Linked DNA regions of Homo sapiens: region 1 is linked to region 2. A link is a loop called in an ENCODE intact Hi-C map of the cell type or tissue named here. Cell type or tissue: PC-9. All regions are shown on one strand. Links, peaks and the distances in the headings refer to the core of each region. The heading gives the core; the rest is flanking DNA.

The links. Peaks named below come from ENCODE experiments on the same cell type or tissue, not always from the same donor. Only the 100,000 strongest peaks of a DNase experiment are listed, where the experiment ranks them.
Region 1: it touches region 2 in a loop (3-fold over the local background); 1 of 110 quality-filtered maps calls a loop at or near these places.

What each region holds. Positions count from the first base shown.
Region 1 is chr9:82,807,090-82,817,920 of GRCh38, forward strand. No RefSeq gene overlaps it. Among named protein-coding and RNA genes, the nearest start is that of RASEF, 250 kb to the right of the region's middle. In PC-9, for the core only: no CTCF peak of the experiment used is centred there; a DNase peak (open chromatin) is centred at 4,002; H3K27ac peaks cover 1,443 bases.
Region 2 is chr9:82,929,207-82,940,037 of GRCh38, forward strand. No RefSeq gene overlaps it. Among named protein-coding and RNA genes, the nearest start is that of RASEF, 130 kb to the right of the region's middle. In PC-9, for the core only: no CTCF peak of the experiment used is centred there; a DNase peak (open chromatin) is centred at 5,985; H3K27ac peaks cover 1,301 bases.

The DNA.
Region 1 (10,831 bases), core at 2,420-6,419, 120 kb before region 2:
CTCGTGCGAGGGGATTAGATCATGGGGTGGTTCCCCCATGCTGTTCTCATGATAGTGAGTGTGTTCTCATGAGATCTGATGGTTTTATAAGGGGCTTTCCCCCACTTCGCTCTGCACTTCTCTCTCCTGCCACCACATGAAGAAGGACGTGTTTGCTTCTCCTTCTGCCACGATTGTAAATTTCCTGAGGCCTCCCCAGCCATGCTGAGCTATGAGTCAAACCTCTTTCCTTTATAAATTACCCAGTCTAGGGTATGTCTTTATAGCAGTGTGAAAACAAACTAATTCACAAAGCAAGACTGTCTTTCGTTTTTAATTTTTCTCAAAATTTTGGCGATCCTGTGTTTACATGAAATCATTGATATATGTCATATTTCCCTCTTTACCCTCAGATCATTCACTGCTTTCCCTTACTCTGGTCGGAACTCCAGAGAGCTGCCACCTATAAAATCGTATTTTCAGTAGGTTTTCAGCCAGTGAGAGACATTAGCAGGAGATCAAAGAAAGAGGAAAGAAAATGCCAGATGCTATGGTCTGAATGTTTATGTCTCCCCAAAATTCACATGCTGAAATCCGAACCAAGGTGTTGGTGTTGAGAGGTGATTAGTTCATGAGGGTGGAGCCCTCATGAATGGGATTTGTACCCTTAGGAAAGCAGCCAGAAGGAGCTCATTCAACCCCTTCACCATGTCAGGATACAACAAGAAGGCACCATTCTATCAACCAGGAAATGGGACATTAGCAGATGCTGAATCTGTGTTTATCTTGATCTTAGACTTCTCAGGCTTCAGAACTGTGAGAAATAATTTTTCTGTTGCTTATAAGCTACCCAATTTAAGGAATTTTGTTATAGCAGCCTAAATGGACTCAGACACCAGCATATTTCTCTCTCTCCCTTTCTCTCTGCCTTGGACACTGTATCAAGTAGTGGCTGTGGCTCCGCATGGTCCCTACTGACTCTGAGCAATGCCCACTGTGTATCTACCTCTCCACAAATGGGCTTTTCCTGCCTACTGGACTCTAATCATCCCACTTTGAGGGTACTGTCCAGAGACCAAAGAAACAAAAAATGAAAAGACGTAATTTTGATAAGATTAAGGAGTAAGACACAAGGAAAATATGGTACTGTAAACACATATTTATAAAAATTTTCCTATGCTCTGTAGGACAACAATTTGGGAGAATGGGACAGAGAGAAAGGGCAGAAAAAAAAAAAAAACTTTATTTCTGTAAAAATTTCTCAAGACCCCATCCTTCTGCTACTTTTGAGAAGATTGACTTTTTACAACCCAAAATGGATCAAATAGGAGAAACCCCAGAAGCATCACAGACCTTTCTCACTTCATTGCACAGCTCTCTGGTGCACAGATCAAATTCCAGAAGGAAGTCCTTGATGTGTCTCAAGTTTGCCTGCTTGCCTCCAGATCTCTGGGCAGAGAGTCCCTTGGTTGGGAATGGGACGGAGACGGAACCTCTTGTTGTGTAGAAGTTGCATAAGGAGTGGGGGAAAACCAACTTAGAGTTTCTGCCAGCCCCCCAAAACTGACACTTAAGACAGGGAAGGAGAGAAACCCTGCAGCAGACAGCCTGAGCCCTATTTGATTGCTCACACTGGGTTTCTAGCTGAAGGGGCAGGGTCTGGGAACAAATGTAATTTGCAGCTGCATACCAGAGGTGACTGAAAGGCTCATGCACAAAATGAAAAGCTCAAAAGCTTTGGGACCTTATTCTAACTGAAATTATCATCAAAATTGCCAACCAATTCAGGAGCAGTGCAACCATGCAAAATCAGAATAACAGAATTTTCTTTTCTTTTGAATAAAATCTCAACATCCCATTCCACAGTTTTTATTTTTCCTATATAATAGTATTATTATTTCTAACATAGCTGTAAGCACGCTTATCTGAAGATTCATTCTTTCATCTTTAAAGCAACATTTTTTTCTCTCTTTTTTTTTTAATTTTTTTGGGAGGGGAGTTCCTTCATTGATCCTCTTTTTCTTTTGCAGACACAGCCAGTATACATATTTTGGTTTTCTGTACTGTTTGTTATAGTCTATAATTTCCTCCAAAATTTCTTATATTTCTTTATTCTCTTCTGGCTTTTTTCTAATTCTCTTAAGCCTGTCATCCACTTTGTTGATTTAAGTTTTTTTTGCCATATAGCTTCCTTACTCTTCTAATTCATTTCTAAGTTCTGTCAAGCAACTATTTTCTCTTTTTTTTCCCCTTCTCTTTCGGTTTCCTTTATGTCTCATTCTGCTGTATTTTTGCTGTAGGAAGTTTTATATGGTCTCTTTGTTATTTTCTGATTAGCCACTTTGAAGGAATTATATTTTTCTGGACCTGCTATCTGCTATCAAAAACTTTAAGAAAATGGGAAAATGAGAATATTTATTTAAGGTGGTATACCTCAACCAGGGCCCATTAACAGCAAAAATAAGGGAAGAATGTTTGTTATCACCATTATTGTTTTACCTTTTTTTAACAATTACTAATTAAGAAAGATAAAATATTTAATTTAAAAAAGACAAGGCAAGTATTGTGTTATTTTTAAATTACTTTATTATATGCCTATAAAATCCCAAAATAATCATCTGAAAAAGTAATACAAATAGAATTTGATAAGATGTCCAATGTCAAAGAGATTATGGAATCACTATATATAGCTTCCCAGTATGTTGAAAATACACAACTAACACATTTAAGGAATTATGAGAAGAATGTTCATTATTTCAATCACATTTATTTAGTAGTAGTACATGAAAAAAAAACAACCGTAAACAATAAAGTGAATTTGTTGACTTATATACCCAAAATGTTCAGGAGTAGAGCAGCCTTCAAGTGATGTCCAATATAGTGGCATAGTGTTAATAATTATCCTGTTTCTATCTGTTGGTTTCCTTTTTCTTTTATGCCACACAGGAAAGATAATCTCTCCTTCACCCACTAAACAAAAGTTCTGGGCTCTCTGTAATTGCTCACCTTGGGTCACAAACTTATCAACAAATCATAGTGACTGAGGGCATTGCATGTTTTAATTGGCTTTGACTTGGATTATGTGCCCATCCTGAACCTGTCATCGTAGCCATTGGGTAGAATTATCCTCCTTTGGAGTCAGGGAGTAAACCCAACCCACTCCTTCATGATGGGATAAGGTGGAAGGGATATTAAGGAGGCAACTGCAATTGAGGATGGTGATGGTAGTAATGACGATTCTGATGGTCATGATAATAATGATAATATGATGATCATGATGTTGATGTTAATAGTAACAATAGCAATGACACTGAAGCTGTCTTGAGTACATAACATAAACTGTTGTGCTAACTACATTTTTATCAGATTTAAATTCACTAATTTCATTTGGTTCTTGTGTAAACTAAATAATATTATCCACGTAAGGTGCTTTCTACCTAATAATAATAATGATAATAATAATAATAAAATAATGATTATGATCATTCAATATTAATAAGATAGTAGTCATAATAGGAAAAGGAATAATAGTGGCAATAATATTAGCAGCAGCAATAGTGATAGTATTGGGTATATGGGTACTTTTCTCCAAATTTTATAAATGGAGGAACTGAGAATTAAAGAGGTTACATAACTTTTTTGAGGTAAGTAGAGGTTACATTAGTTTAAGACAAATAGAAGAGCTAAAATTCTAATACTGGTCTTCCTAGCTCAAAAGTCAGCTCCAAAAGAAATATACAGAATTTAGATTTAGAAAAATCAATAAACATGGCTTAGAAACAAAGGAATGCTGGAATAAATGGGAAGTTATACCTTGTACTTGAACAGGAAAACTCTATATTTAAAAGGTTAAACAATCCTAAGCAAAAAGAACAAAGCTGAAGGTATCACATTACCAGACTTCAAACTATACTGCAAGGCTACAGCAACCAAAATGTCAGAGGCATGTGAACCAGAACAACTCCATCTTGATTAGGAGCTGGGTAAAATGAGGCTGGAACCTGTTGGGCTGCATTCCCAGACAATTAAGGCATTCTAAGTCACAGCATGAAACAGGATGTCAGCACAAGGTATGAGTCATAGAGACCATGCTGATGAAACAGGTTGCAGTAGAGAAGCCGGCTCTAACCAACCAAAAACCAAGATGGCCACAAGAGTGACCTCTGGCCATCCTCACTACTACACTCCCATCAGTGCCATGACAGTTTACAAATGCCATGGCAATGTCAGGAAGTTACCCTATATGCTCTAAAAAGGGGAAGCATGAATAATCCACCCCTTATTTAGCATGTCATTAAGAAATAACCATAAAAATGGGCAACCGGCAGCACTCAGGGCTGCTCTGTCTATGGAGTAGCCATTCTTTTGTTCCTTTACTTTTTTAATAGACTTGCTTTCACTTTGCTCTGCAGACTCTCCCTGAATTCTTTCTTGCGTGAAATCCAAGAACCCTCTCTTGGGTTCTGGATCGGGACCTCTTTCCTGTAACATATTTATCTGTCCTGTAACAAAAACAGCATAGTATTGGTACAAAAGCAGACATCTGAACCAACAGAACAGAATAGAGAGCCCAGAAATAAAGTTGAATACCTCTAACTATCTGATCTTCAATAAATTTGATGAAAAAAAGCAATGGGGAAAGGACTTTCTATTCAACAAACGGTGATGGGATAACTGGTTAGCCATATGCAGAAGATTGAATGCCCTGCTTACACCATATACAAAAATCAACTCAAGATTAATGGAAGATTTACATGTAAAACCTAAAACTATAAAAACCCTGGAAGATAACCTAGGAAATACCATTCTGGACATAGGTCCTGGCAAAGATTTCATGACAAAGACACCAAAAGTAATTGCAACAACAAACAAAAATTGACAAGTAGAACCTAATTAAACTAAAGAGCTTCTGCACAGCAAAAGAAACTATCAACAGAGTAAACAGATAACCTACAGATGGGAGAAAATATTTGCAAACTATGCATCTGACAAAGGTCTAATATCCAGAATCTATAAGGAACTTAAAGTAACAAGCAAAAAACAAACAACCTCATTTAAAAGTGGGCAAAGGACGTGAACAGACACTACTCAAAAGAAGACATACATGTGGCCAGCAGCGTATGAAAAAATATACAACATCACTAATCACCAGAGAAATGCAAATTAAAACTACAATGAGATAATACCTCACACCAGCCAAAATGGCTATTATTAAAAGTCAAAAATAACAGATTCTGGTGAGGCTGTGGAGAAAAGGAAATGCTTATACACTGCTGGTGGGAGTGTAAATTCATCCACTGTGGAAAGCAGTTTGGAGATTTCTCAAAGAATTTAAAACAGAACTACCATTCAACCTAGCAATCCCATTACTGGGTATATACCCAAATGAATGTAAATCATTCTACCATAAAGACACATGCACACGTTATGTTCATTGCAGCATTATTCACAATAGCAAAGACATGGAATTAACCTACATGCCCAATGATAGACTGAAAAAAGAAAAAGTAGTACATATACACCATGGAATACTACACAGCCATACAAAAGAAAAAGATCATATCCTTTGCAAAGCATGAATGGAGCTGGAGGTCATTATCTTAAGCAAACTAATGCAGGAATAGAAAACCAAATACTGCATGTTCTCACCTATAAGTGGGAGCCAAACATTGAGTACACATGGCCACAAAGAAAGGAACAACAGACACTGGGGCCTACTTGTGGATGGAAGCTGGGAGGGGAGGGTGAGGACCAAAAACCTATTTATCGGGTACTATGCTTATTACCTAGGTTATGAAATAATTTGCACACCAAATCCCTGTGACCTGAAAATTACCTGTGTAACAAATCTGGACACGTTCCCCTGAACCTAAAGTTAAAGTTTAAAAAAAAAACCACAGTATCTTAAGATAAAAATTTTAAAACTTATGATGGCCATAAAGAGGAATGAAGTATTAAGTTATGCTACAACTTGGTTGAACCCTGAAGACATTATGCTAAGTAAAAGAACCTTAAACACATTATGCTAAGTAAAGTCCACATATATGATTTTATTTATATAAAATGTCCAGTACAGGAAAATCTAGAGACAAAGTAGGCAACTGATTACTTAGCTCTGGAGGATAGGGTGGGGAAAATAGGAGGGTAACAGCTTAAGGGTATAAGATTTCTTTCTGAGGTGATAAAAATATTCTAAAATTGACTCTGATGTTGGCTTCATGTACATGTGAGTATATTAAAAAAAAATTGTATCGTTCACTTGGAATACACAAATTGTAAGGTATGTGAATTACATCTTAATATATTTTTATTTAAAAATAAAAAACTTCAAAAAAGATTAAATATGATTTTGCTAAAATCACAATGAAATTCCCAGTGGGAGTGTGCGTGCACGTGTACATGTGTGTTTGGTGTTTTGTTCTGGGAGTCTAGGAGGAAATAATAAAACTCCTCAAAAACACCGTTTACTCCTCTCCACTCCCAGCTCCCCCGAGGTGAGGTATGACTAGGTGACAAGTTCCAGACCTATGCTCTCCCATAAGGTAGCCACTAGCCACATGTGGTTATTTATTTTGAAAATTAAATTAATATTTTCCCCAAATTCAAAATTCAATTCATCAGTCACATTAGCCACGTTCCAAGCATTCAATAGCCACACAAAACAAATGGCTACTGCACTGTAGAGTGCAGATTCTAGTACATTTCCATTATGGTAGACAATACATGTGTCTCTTTAACCCACACACAGTTCTCCAGCTGCTCTCCCACTGTTCTGGTGACTAGGGCACTGAGAAGGTGGCATTTTCTAGGTGGTGGCGCTATAAAGTGTTGAAGCCTAGGTCAGCCTGCTGAGTAATTCTGTGGAGAAATCCTCTCTCCTGCCCCACTCATACCCACCCATATGGGGCATAGACTCTGAGAAAAACATTAAATTCTGTTGTGTTAACCTGCTTAGATTTGGGAGTTGTTTGCTATCACAGTTTATCCCACCCATTCATGCCTAAGACAGGCAGCCAATGGTCAGATAGATATTATAAAGAGGTCAGGATACTTGACAAAGTGATTCAAAAACGCAAGTATAAGCATAAGAAATAATTCAGTAAAATTCTGAAAAAGAAGAATAAATAGCAAGACTCTGATATTTTAGATATTAAAATACACTGTAAAGTTACAATAGGAAAGAATGCAGGAAGAGGCAGACAGATCAATGAAAGAGAAGGGATGTGAGAATAAATGAAAATTTAGTGTGACATAAAGGTGTCATGTCTAAGTACCTGTGTTCCTATATGCTAACCAGAGTCTTAGAGTGTGAGATGGAAGCACTTTCTCTATTCTCTCCCAGAAGACTTGCCCTGATAGAGCCATCTAGGAACTGGGTCCACCAACACAAGGCACCTTTATAATTTTGTAATCCCTTGGTCCCCTGCTCAATGAAGTCTGTCTCCACCCTGTTTTCTCCTTAATTGTAATTGCCCCAGGCATTCTATTAACTTATTGTCTGTTATCATTTTAATTCCTCAGAGCCCTACCCACAAGGCCAATCCTATCTCATCAGCCTCACAGTTGATACTTTTTGAATGAAGCTGGAACTTAATGCCTCACTTAGCACACGCTTAACTTGTATTTTATCCTCTTAAACCTAGATCTTCCTGTCTATGGTTGCTCGCTTCTCTATACTGCTGAAATAGTTACCATAGTCCATAGATAACATGCTCTATAGTTTATTAATCTCGTTAACAATTTGTAAAATCTAAATTTGATCTATTCTTTCCGGCTATTTCTCATGATCACACACATCTAATAATAAATATTATATACTAATAAAGTCTCCATTACCAGGTAAAATTATGTTCACAATCCCAGTAATTATGTGGGTCTCCAGTTTCCTCAGGCATAGTCTACTCAAATCTGGCATCATCTACTAGTTTAATGACATTTTTCAGTGCAAATAACACCTAATGTGCACAAGTCTGCTTTTCCAGTGTTCTTTGGAGATAAAACAACTAGAATTTGGGTGAAAATTTTTGAATTTTCACATTATTCAGTACACCCAAACAAGTACTAGATATATTAATTTGAATGTTAGAAAATAATAACACGAGTTATTAGAAGAATAAATGAGATAATATTTTTATAATCTAGAGAAAGATCTTCCTGTCACACTGACACTAAAAACAGTCAAGGAAAATATTAATAAATTTGATTGTGTACATTTAAAATATGAAGGACACCAGCAAAAACAATACAAAAAACTCCATAAAGACGTAATATGTTTTAGTATACAAAAATTAAATAATCACGAATAAAAATGAGAAAAAACAATTTAAATACATACAATTAAGGTTAGATATTTTGTAAAAACAAAATAAAAACTCAAAAAAAGATGATCATTTCAGTAGATGTCTGGACAAAGGACATAAATAGCCAAGACGCAAAAGAAGACTTATAAATGACAAATATAGATAGATAGATAGATAGATAGATAGATAGATAGATAGATGATAGATAGATAGATAGATAGATACTCAAATACCCAATTAAGGAAATGCAAATTTTAAAAATGATGAGGCATTTTTTTTCACCTTTCCACAGAACGCTATAGAATGTTAAATGGATGGGACTAAGACCCAAGGTTGAGGAGGGTTTGGTAAAAAGGACGGTCACACTGGTAATAGGAGTGTAAAATATCACAACTTTGAAAAGGTCAGTTTTTAAAATATGTTTGAAAGTTTAAAAGAGCCTCTGAATTAATAGGATAATAATAATAGTTGAAATTTACCCCAAGGAGATAATCCCAGAAGTGTGTAGCAATATTGTTTACACTGGCAGGAATTTGGACCCATTCTATCTATACGTCAGAAGGGGACTGAAACATTAGTGCTAAAAACTTACAATGCACTATTTTTTCCATCACCTAACATGGTGATACATATCTATTTTCATTCACATGGAAAAATGCCCAGAACATATTATTGAGAGAAAAAATGTTAGTTATGCATCCGCATGTATATACAAACCTCTTTATGTAAAATTATATATTGAAAGCTATGTGTGTATGTGTGCATAAGAAGATGAATAAAGGAATGTTAGATGAACTTGTAATTATTATCTCTAGATGGTGGAAGTTCAGATGAACTTTACATTCTCCTTTCTACTTTTCTGTACTGTTTTTAAAACTCTGCAATGTATCTGTATCTGCTATAACAAAAATAATTTCACAGAAATAAAAAATTTAAATGACAATGACAAATATTACTAATGTATAGCAAACTGGGAAAATATTTATAATAATTTATGAGAAAAAAATCACAAAATTATTACATCTACACTATGCTTGCATCTCCAAAATAGGTAGGTTTACTGGCAAGGAATAAAAAAGAACAAAAATACAAGGAAATAGCTGATATGCTGTTGAATTTACACAGTTGATTTTTCTTTTCTTATAAAAGTGTCAGTTATTGTTCTGTCACTTGCTCAATAAACATATTTTAATAAAATGTAAGTATCTTAATAGGATAGTGTTAGAGACCAAAATGTGTCACCCTAAAATATGCCACTTTGGTATCTTGATTGTCTTAAGCCAAAGGCACTTCAAAAACAGCAAATGCAGGAAAAGGCTTTCTCTGGACTTCTCTATCTGCCTAGAGACAGATCCTTCAAAGGAAATCAACTCCTCAAGAGTTTCATCAACCGAGGAAAATTAACTCATATTACAGGAGAGGAGACTAGAAGTTGACACCACACCCAGACTTTGTCACAAACCATTATATCTCCCATTTATTCTTCTAAGGGTCCATTTCTCTTTCCTAAAAATCATTTATTCTCCCCTAAGTGCCCTGCTTTCCTTTTCCCTTCACTAATTAAAATGCTCTATAAGCTCTAAAAACTTATTATTTTTGGGGGAAGTGCTCGTTTTTCACCTGTGATGTCCCTCTAAAAGTACTATTAAAAATTAATAAGTTCTAATACATTTCCTCCTGTTAATCTGCCTATTGTCAGTTCACTCTATGGACCCAGATATCAAATCTAGGAGAGTAGAAGGAAAACGATTTCCTAAAACAGGTAGAACCAATAAAGGAAGAAAAGCAGACAAAGAACATTTTGGTGATTTGGTTGTTGAAAGGAAAAGCTATCAGAAGAGAGTTGCAAACTTCCAGAAATTTGGAAGAAAGATGTGGCATGGTTACAAACTATAAAGCTCCCACTACACCCCCAAATCAGTCTACAGGAAAATTTCATCCTGGGAATATTTTGAATACCATTGATATAGAGCAGAAATGGTAAAAGAAAATCCAAGTTTGTAACCTTTATCTCAGGCTCTTAGTAGAAAATATTCCCAGTAATGGGTCGGGCATATGGCTCACGCCCGTAATCCCAGCACTTTGGGAGGCTGAGATAGGTAGATCACTTGAGGTCAGGAGTTCGAGACCAACCTGGGCAACATGGTGAAACCCTGTCTCTACTAAAAAAAAATACAAAAATTAGCTGGGCGTGGTGACACATGCCTGTAATCCCAGCTACTCAGGAGGCTGAGGCAGGAGAATCGCTTGAACCCGGGAGGCGGAGGTTGTAGTGAGCCAAGATGGCGCCACAGCACTTCAGCCTGGGTGACAGAGTGAGACTCAGTCTCAAAAAAAAAAAAAAAAAAAAAACATTCCTAATAATGATAAGATGCCTGAACGCAGAATAAACACTGCATGTACTCCTTTAAGTTTAGGTCAACATGAAGCTCTTCAACAAAGCCTTGATCTCGCAGTTTCCTACAAATTACTTAAAACTCACTATGGATTTTTCCAGTCAAATTAAACAAGCCCTGCCAGGCTAGCCCCCTCTATGTTCACACTGGGTAACT
Region 2 (10,831 bases), core at 3,963-7,962:
GACCTCGGTACCCTAGAAAAAGAGTCTTTCTCATCTGAATCACTCCCATCTGCCTGGCTACAACCAACATAAGGTCTTGAAGCTGAGACACACCTTCATTTGTTAAGGGGGGAATGGGGGAGCAGATGGTAAATTAAGGTACTAATGCTCATTAATTCCTAATGGAGGCTTCCTCATGGATGTAATTAGAATGAAAAGAAGGAAGAGCCAAAGGAGGAGTGTTTGGGAAATAAAGTAGGCAGCTGGAAGAGGTTTATGGAAGGTATAAACCCTCAGGGAGCTTTCCATTAGAGGATAATAACATCTGCACTTCACAATTGCATCTTTCTTTACAATCAGCAAAACATTTCTACACACAGTATTCCAGTGGAGCCTCAGAAAATAATTGTGATATGTGGAGGAGAGGTCTTTTTTTTTTTTCATTTTTGCAATGATATAATCACTACATGACTGTAGTTGGAGAGGGTGACCTTCAGACCAGTTGTAAAAATCAAGTGCCAGTCCACCTGGGTGAACTATCCCACACCACATTGTCCTTTCTGCTATTCCCGTTACAAATCACTTAAAGTCCCTCCCAATGGCCTTCTATTCCTGATTGGCAAGTGGGGCATAGAGGTTCTTATGAGACTAGGGTTTTTATTTCCTTATGTCCTCATGGAAAAAGTGTGAGCTGGAAAGAAGGGAACTCTTCCCATAAGGCCTGGTTAATGTCATTCTATTTCTTTCCACTGTTCTCAACACAAAATAAATGTATTCACATATATAGTTCCATAGAAATTGAGAATTAAGTACTATACTTTGATCTTCTAAGAAGTGTGCAGCATAAATCTGAGATATCAGCATTAAATGTGGAGACTTCATTATTAAGGACTTGCTAGTAAGCCTGGGTATTCATATGCAATGTCGGTCTATCCAAAAAGAAGTAAATTACTTGAAAAGTGACTGCATTAAAGTAAACTTACTCCTTGAAGCCTTCCTCCTCTCTCAAAGGCATATAGCTGACCTAGTTCAGAAGTGAGTGGAAAAAGAATAAAGAGGATGTTCTGTTTAACCAGCATCAATTGCTTGTAGCTATCTACTTCTCAATAGCTTTTTCCCCCCAAAGGAAGCATTCAGCTAACATTTTTATTGGACTGATGCCCAGATGTGCTCCATTAATTCATGCAACTACCTCTGTTGGAATGCTCCAGGCATTATCATCCATGAATCCATAGAGCACAAATATATTTCTAGAAATATTGTCATTTGCATTATATATGATCCTAAAGTACCTTCATAAATAATACCTTCAAAGTGAACCAGAGAGTATTGGATGTCTCTTGCTATTTTAGTCCTCTTAATTTCACCATATGCATTGTCTTTTATTTACATAGGTAATGTGACAAAATTGATCGTAGCAAACTGAGTTTTTCGGTTTCATCAACATCATCATAGGACATTTTTGATGATGTGTGATCTTTAAATCTGTATTGAGTGTCTTTCCAATCTGTGAGTTTCATTGTTTCAAATTTGTCTTCCAACTGTGCCTTCTGAGATGTATTATGGCTATGATGGAGGCTTTTGGACTGCAGTTTGTTTCTGGTAAGAGCAAAAAAAAAAAAAAAAAAAAACTAATTCTAAATGTAGCATGAAATCTGTTCATTTTTAGATGTTTGGTATAGAAATATAGACTACTTAATTATCAAATTAGTTACCTTTTCCTTAAAAAATTATCAGTACCCCAGCATGATAAGAAGAAAATTATTTCTTAAAATATTATTTGATTTCAAACCAATTATAAAGTGAGCACTGTTTTCTACACAAAGTTTCCAGGAAGTCTTTTAGTAGAAATACATGTTTCAGAGGAGGCGTTTGAATGAATGAAGAATTATTCATAGAAAGAAAAGAAATACTTTGATCTACTGCACTATTTTCGAAAGGAAAATAGAACCATAATGCATATATTATGATATCCTGGACTGAAGATGGTCTGGGACACAGAAAATCACTATTATCTGTGAAACCATGAGCAAGACTCCTTTCTCTGTTGCCTGCAGACAGAAAGCAACAATGTTATTCAACTATTAATATTTACTTATGGCCCAGATACTGGAACTGATTCCTGCTTTCTGTGAAGGAAAGGTGATCCATGAATAAATATCACTCTGGTCATTATCATCGGCACACACAGATATCAGGTGGCTTCCAATGAAATAGTGTAAGAAGCAATATGGATCTGTAGAAAGAAAATTTGTCTTAAAGCAAGATTAGGGGTAGAAGATTTACCATGGATAAATATTCTTGTAGCGTTGAAAAAATTGCTCAGTCGTAAGATGAGGAAAACTCTTGCAAATAAATATGAAGCTTTCCATGAGACTTCTAGAACCTTCAAACCTCAGAATGTATTTGGGCCATCCTCTTCTCTTCAAAGGTTAGACTGACACAGTCTTGGAAACAGAAGCATGAAGCCTACTCTTAGAGATTTTCAGAGAAGAGGAATTTCAGCTTCCTAGGTTAATCATGTTACTTCTATCTAATTTATTTTGCATGGCCACATTTATCATGCTGAAAATTCAGCCCATGTCCACCTGTTTTTTCTTTTAGCAACAGTGCATTTATTCATTCAATAATTATTTATTCAGTGCCTCTTATACGCCAGGCACTGGCTTGGGAGCTGGGATTTAACAAAGAACAAGAGGCAAAAATTCCTCCACTCATGGTGGAGAAATTCTAGCAACAAACTGTTTATTATTATTCTAGCAATAAACTGTTCAATTCTTAGTAACATCCTTATTTCTCATAAAAAATGGGTCACTTATTTGATCAAAGCTGGTTTTGTTTAAATTTACTTCCTTTTACAAAAAAAAAAAAAATCAGCTACATGAAAATCAATGTTAGGTTTATTCTCACAATTTGGCAGCATTATTGGCCAGTTCTTTTATACCATTTTTCATTCCCATGTTCCCTGGAAATGTGCCTTAAACTGAGGAAAAGTTTTTCTCCATCCTGAGAGGATACCCTGTTCAACCGCATATGCATCCTTGGAGGGGCACACCTGGAGTATGGAGGAAGAAGGGGACCTAGCTAGCCATATTGCCCAATCAACCCTGGAAAACAACAGAATTGTCCTTACATCATGTTTCCTAGGAAGGAAGTAGAGATCAGTCCTGCTAATTTGTTGTGGTTGTTGTTGAGATGGAGTCTCCCTCCGTTGCTCAGGCTGGAGTGCAGTGGCACGATCTCGGCTCACTGCAACCTCCACCTCCCGGGTTCAAGCATTTCTCCTGCCACAGCTCCCAAGTAGCTGGGATTACAGGCATGCACCACCATGGCCGGCTAGTTTTTTATTTTTAGTAGAGATGGGGTTTCTCCGTGTTGGCCAGGCTGGTCTCGAACTCCTGACCTCAGGTGATCCACCCGCCTCAGCCTCCCAAAGTGCCAAGATTACAGGCGTGAACCACCACGCCCGGCCAGTCCTGCTAATTTTTAACCACTGCCACCACCACCACTGTGCTTTGGCTTCATAGTCTTTAGACCATTTAGTCTTCACAGCAGTCCCGTGGGGAACAGATGAGTAAGCTGAAGCTGAAAAGGAGTAAGAGGCTTGTCTACACTAACAGCTCTAGCAAATGGTGATGCAGGAATTCACATTTGGGTCTGATTCCAGCTGTCATCTTCTTACGAAAAACATATAATCTTATTTATCTAATGAAATCATAGAAAGGAATTATTAAACATAAGCCTCATTATTTCATATACCACAGAATGGCATAATCTAAGATGAAGAGCATATAGATTTTGAATATCACCTGGGCATTTTTGGTTCCTTCTCTGAGTCTTACCTTTTGTAATAAAAGCATTGCTTTTGTCCTCAAATATACACTCCTGTAAGAGGCAGACCTTCCCATTCATGCCTGTATTAATTAAAAGTTAAAAGAAAGAAATATTCAGTGCAAGTATCTAGTTACACACTTTGCAGAAAGGAGCTTCAGCTGCTTCCACTTCTGAAGACAGAGAAATAGCAAAGAAAGAAGTTCACTTCAGTTTGTTCTAGGAAGAACAAAGACTCATATCTCTTGAGAGTGAAGAAAGAATCAGACCTTTTCAGTATATTTAATTTTAATTAACTATGAAAGTGTGTTCGCAATGCAACGATGTAAAACTAGCTAGTAGTAACTGAGCTAAAGAAGGTCAAAACAATGATTACAATCAAGATATGACTGTTATTGCACATATTTTTGGTTTGTGGGAGCGATTTTTTTCTTCATGTTCTTTTTCTTATTAAATTTAGAATTTGATGATTCTTCAGTGTAAGTTTGGTAAAAGAACAGGTAAATTTAACATTATTTGGATAATAAAGCATATTCTTTGTAAAAATGTAAATTCCTGGAGCCTTAGTCTTCCAATTTCCCTTCGCCCATCCTAGTACAAAGCTGCCTCTGTCTAGTACTGATCCCTAGAAATACTGCCTTGCTCCATAGAACAAAATGAAGCACAAATCATCTAGTGGCAGCAATTTGAATGAGGACCTTGACTAGGGGACAAAAAAATACCATTTAAAAATTTTTTTATATATATTTTTTATTATACTTTAAGCTCTAGGGTACACGTGCACAATGTGCAGGTTTGTTACATATGTATACATGTGTCATGTTGGTGTGCTTCACCCTTAACTTGTCATTTACATTAGGTATATCTCCTAATGCTATCCCTCCCCCCTCTTCCCACCCCACAACAGGCCCTGGTGTGTGATGTTCCCCTTCCTGGGTCCAAGTGTTCTCATTGTTCAATTCGCACCTCTGAGTGAGAACATGCAGTGTTTGGTTTTTTGTCCTTGCATTACTGGGTTTATACCCAAAGGACTATAAATCATGCTGCTATAAAGACACATGCACACATAGGTTTATTGTGGCACTATTCACAATAGCAAAGACTTGGAACCAACCCAAATGTCCATCAATGATAGACTGGATTAAGAAAATGTGGCACATATACACCATGGAATACTATGCAGCCATAAAAAATGATGAGTTCATGACCTTTGTAGGGACATGGATGAGGCTGGAAACCATCATTCTCAGCAAAAAAAATACCGTTTAACCCCAAAATGATAGGACCTCATGCTCTAAACCACTCATTCAATACCATCAATCCCTGAGTAATATTGTCTTTTCATATAAAGTTCCATAAAAACTTCCTGAACATTTCCATGTGCAAAGCACTTGTACTAGATATTGAAGAACAAGAAAGTGAATAGATAACCAGGATTTCTTCTCTGTAATCTGTCACAAAAGAAAAAAATACATGCAAATAATCCTGACATAAAGTAGTAAATTCTGGGATAGAGAGAAAAATAGTACACTGTGAAGAGTAATCCTAACTGGATATTATTATCTTTTATACTTTCTGCTTTTCATTGTAAACTCTTGGAAACCAGATATTTATCTATTATCCAGAATCTTTGCATGTAATGAGTGTTGTAGTCAGTCATCTTTTTTTAGCAAGGGGCAGAAATTCAACTTCCATTAGGTTAAAAAATATTGTCTTGTATATTCTTAAGCCTAGGAGTAGCCTGATATCAGCTTCAGGCAAGTTGAATCAGGTTCTCTAAGGAAGACAGAAGAATTTCTCTCTCCATCCCCTGTCTCTGGTTTTCTCTGTATTCTCCCAAGGTTCTCTTACAGCAGGATTAAAGGTGGCCCCAGAAATATTACACTTGGATAGTAACACCAGCAGATAAGGAGCTCGTCTTCTCCATAATGTTAGCAAAACATCATGAATTTATTCTTAATGGCCTATCATAGGTTGTGTGATCAGCTGATTTACTATATCCGGTCCACTGGAAAATGAGTCACTGGGGCCAGAAGAAGAATGGGACACAATGACTGGCTGGTCTAATTCATGTGCCCACCAGTGGAGCAGATGGGGACCAACTTATCTTTTGTTGAAATAAGTAAACAAAAAGGAGCTGCTCTGGATTGTCTGCAAGGTTTGCGAAGAATTAGCTGAGTCAGTGATCAGTAAACAATGCCAGGAGCTTGCTCTGGTAAGGTCTGCATTCTTTAAAAATGGTGTCATAGATATCAGAAAGTGAACATGGTTAACCATTTGTAATCATCAGAAAACAAGAAAGGAAAATAAATAAAATAAAATAGAAATTGTAAAAATCAGCACTTGAATCACAACACTTACAGTTATGAAAACTAGACTAATAACACATATCAATCAGAAATTCTTGTATTACAGTTTTAAGAACTTCCCTGAAAAGCCACAGGGAAAAGGCAACTCTTATTTGAACTGTGGAATGATCTTTATTGCCAACAATATATGTATCCTTCAAATGAAAATAAATTACTCCTATGAAAACAATGTCTATGAAAACATGCTTAAACTTCATACATTATACGTTAATACATTATATTTTCAAGGTGTAGGAACCTATAAAAATGTGCAATATGGTTTTTCTCAAGTGCCATAATTTACATTACCTTATTTATTTAAGCAATTTTAATCAACTCCTTAAAAGCTTTGAGTGGTTCTTACTTCACCAAACCAGAGGACAAGCATAAGTTTCAAGAAGCCAGCAACTGACAAGCCTCCAGGAAGAGCTGCACCACAACATCACAGGTGGCTGTCCTCACATGTCTATCTTGGCATCTCACAATTCACATCACTTGCCCAACTCTTGGCAAAAGTCTATTTTTACATGGAAATGAATCTCTATTTGCTCCTGATCACAGGATTAAATAAGCTGGTCATTCCGAAATAATTCTCAAAATGTTTCCTCAAAAAGGTTATGCTTTCCTAATTTTTACTCTTAGGAATTTCCTAATTGTACCAAAAGCAAAGATGGTGTTTTCTATTTTAAAAAGTTGCTACAGACCAATCATTTTCAGCTGAGTTACTATATCCAGTACGAAACTAGGGAAACTACTTTTTGCCATAACATTGCCAGAACCTAAACATTTTTCCCACTATGATGAGCGATAGCACTGAAATGAACGTCATCATGAACAAACACAAAAAGATTGAATGGGAACAGTTTGTATAAAAGCATACACTGGACATTTCCAATCTAGTCATATAGATTAAGAGGATGTCCATCGATGTAAATAAATTCAAAGGTTGAATCTGACTTTCTCCTCCCTTGAAGAACGATTTGCAGATATTGGCTGGCCTTTTTTTTTTAGTTTGACTATTACTTCACATTGTACTTGTAATTTGTCTTATGAAACACTAAAACATATTTCTTTTCCATTCAGGTTTATTGAGGTATAATTTATAGCCAGTAAAATTCACCCTTTCTAGTGTGCCGTCCTAGAAGTTTTCACAATTAGATACAGTCATGCAGCCACCACCAAAATCAAGATTAAGAATGGTTTCATCACACTGAAAAGTTTCCCAGGCTCCTTCAAAGTCAACCACTGGCCCCTGGCAACCATGAATACATTTTCTGTCCTGATAGTTTTACTTTGTCCAGAAAGTCATATAAACATAATTAGAGAGTATGTAACATTTTGAGTTTGGCATCTTTCACTTTAAGATTCATCTATGTCGGCCGGGCGCTGGCCGGGCGCAGTGGCTCACACCTGTAATCTCAGCACTTTGGGAGGCCAAGGTGTTTTGGATTGCTTGAGGTCAAGAGTTCAAGACCAGCCTGGTCAACATGGTGAAACCCCATCTCTACTAAAAATACAAAATTAGTCGGGTGTGGTGAGAGGCGCCTCCTGCAATCCCAGCTACTTGGGAGGCTGAGGCAGGAGAACTGCTTGAACCCGGGAGGCAGAGATTGCAGTGAGCCAAGACCATGCCACTGCACTCCAGCCGGGGCAACAAAGTGAGACTCCTCCCCACCCCCCACCCCCTCACCCCCCAAAAAAAGATTTATCTATGTCCTCATATTATCAGTCATTCAAGAAGTGTGGATTAAGATATTTTCCTTTAGAGTCTCCCTTGTTTCCTAAAGCCAAAGTCAATATGAAAAACCTGAATCTGGCCATTTATAGTGTTACCTATAGTTATGAATAAAAGGATGTAAGTATGGCTAGTTTCCCTGGCATGCCAGGGTAAGTAAGGATAAACACTCTTAGGGCGTAATCATAATCTGTGATTATCGCAGGCACTAAATCTTCTGCTCATAAGATCTAAGCCTTGGTTAGACAAATGATTAGGCACTAAAATTAATCAGGAGACACCAGACAGAGGTTGAGTATGGTTTCCATTACTTTTTCTTTATTGTGATGATACTGTCATATACATTGATAACTTCAGAGTATAACACGTTAGATTTCTTATCTGACCTGTCTTTCACAAAATGAATTACTGTTGAAGCAAAGGAATCAGCAGACAGACCTCTTAACAGGAGTAGGAGAAAATGGATAGAGGCCCCTGTTTCCCAAACTTGAGTCATTCAAGTGCCACCTTCATGATTTGGGTTCTACCCACATATCAAATCAAATGACCATTATTTAGCATTTTATATTATACATTTCACAGTTTTACTATAATAAATGTCTTTTTAGAAGGACTTTTCCTCCTACTATGGTTAATAGAAAGCCATTGTCAAATATATAAGGTAACTATGAAAAATACAACAATTTAAGAGCTCTACCTATGTGAGTCCATGTATCACCCCATATGCAGCTGAGTTCTTGAGTATGAGTAGGGGAGTGCATACATACACAGAGATATGGTTTTAGAAACACTGCAATTACAATAGATGATTTTGGCTAAGCAAGGCAAAGGCCAGTGAGATTCAGCAACATTCTCCCTCCATTAGCTTATAGTTGGCATGTGGTCCGTAGCTCCTTACCTTAGACTAAAACATGAAATAAAACTATGGCCCCAAAAGACTTAAAGGATTTATTCACCAAAGGACATATTCATATTTCATGCTAGTATAATCTTCTTATATATCTGAGAGTTATTATAGAAATCTGTGCAGAGAAGCATCATCTTTTCTAAGAAAATGCATCATTGGAATCTCTTCTGATGCGTGGTCACTGTGCCCTTTGACAACTAACCTTCACAATGTTAATCATCTCACCTGTTTGAAAGGGACTAAAATGCTTGTTCCATTTACTGTTTAATAATGCTATCAAAAGGATTAATGACAGAAAACCTCTAGAATACTTTAAACTCTCCAAAAAGGCAGCAGTAAAACAGCAGGTGTCTCTTGTGAACACACATTTGTCTTCTTCCCATAAACTCATCCTGAAGGACATCAGGCTTCCAGCTTATATTTAATTGGCTGATTATGTTGTCACTCTTGAAGCTCCTTGCCAAGTTACAGGGAAGAGTTTTCTTGGAAACCGTAGTTTCCAAACTTTCTCCAGCTATGCAGTTTAATTACATCAAGCAAAATGACAACAGAACTCATAATTAGCCTGGAGATTAATTACAGCTGAATCAGTCCAAACATCACAGCTACCAAATTCAACACAGGTGCTTAGGCAAACAGAAAAGAGTTTCTCAATACCCAGCAGAAGATGGACATGGAAGATGTGCTTTATGACTCTCTTCCCATGAGCCTAAACACACAACCTGTGCAAAATGCCTTGTGTCTTCATAGCCAGGATGTCCCTAAGTATTTTAAAAAGAACCAGATCCAAAAACATTCCAAACAGTGATACCATCAATAATGTAATGTACAATGACTGAAACAAATCTTTTTTTCTATGTGAATTTCTGAAACCTAGAGCTCTCTTTCCCCTTCTCATTTCTTATCTGATTATTGAAGAGTCTAAAAATCCTACATCATTCTTCTACTCCTTTCAGAATTACAAATGAAAGAGCAATAGGGAGATGTGGTTCAATTGGCATAAAGTTTCAGTATGCAAGATGAGTAAGTTCTAGCGATCTGCTATACAACATAGTGCCTGTAGTTAACAATACTAAATTGTGCATGTTACAATTTAAGAGGGTGGATCTCATGTCAAATGTTCTTACCACTAAAAAAAAGGACACAAGGAAATTTTTGGAAGTGATGAACGTATCTGTTACTTTGATGGTGGCAATGGTTTCATGGGTGTATGCATATGTCCAAATTCATCAAACTGTGTACATTAAATATATGCAAGTTTTTTTTTTTGAGACAGAGTCTCAGGCTGGAGTGCAGTGGCACGATCTCGACTCACTGCAACCTCCACCTACCGGGTTCAAGCGATTCTCCTTCCTCAGCCCCCCAAGTAGCTGGGATTACAGGTGCATGACAAAATGCCCAGCTATTTTTTAATATTTTTTTAGTAGAGATGGGGTTTCACTATGTTGGCCAGGCTGGTCTCAAACTCCTGACCTCGTGATCCCCCCACCTTGGCCTCCCAAAGGCAGTTTTTTAATATATCAATCATACCTCCATACAGCTGTTTAAAAAAATTAAGAGAAAAGCAAGTGAAAAACCTGTACCTTGTGTTCATCCTGTGACTCCTGAAAGTGACTAAGCCCTAGAGTGTCACCATGCTCCCACACAGAGTGTTGAAGCAATGCCAGATCAAACACTCTCAAGCCAACAACCACCGACCTGGAACCTCCTATTACCTCTCTGAGAACTACTGCAAGAGGAAAAGGTTGAGTTAGGAAGATAGAAAAAAGGAAGCTGGTCTTATTTACAAATGCTGTCCTTTCTTATTTCCTTTTACCTTCAAGTCATTTGAGATACCTTTAAATATATGCAAATCTAGGATCCAACAAAGACAAATTATATCCCCTAGTGATTTTAAGGTGCAACTAGAGTTGATAACTACTGGTCTGGAGGAGTCTCAAAGAGATTGGCCACATTATATAATTGCATTCGATTCAGGGGAACCGGCAGCTACACAGTAGAGAAGTAGGGAGGAAGAACAAGGTCAGAACA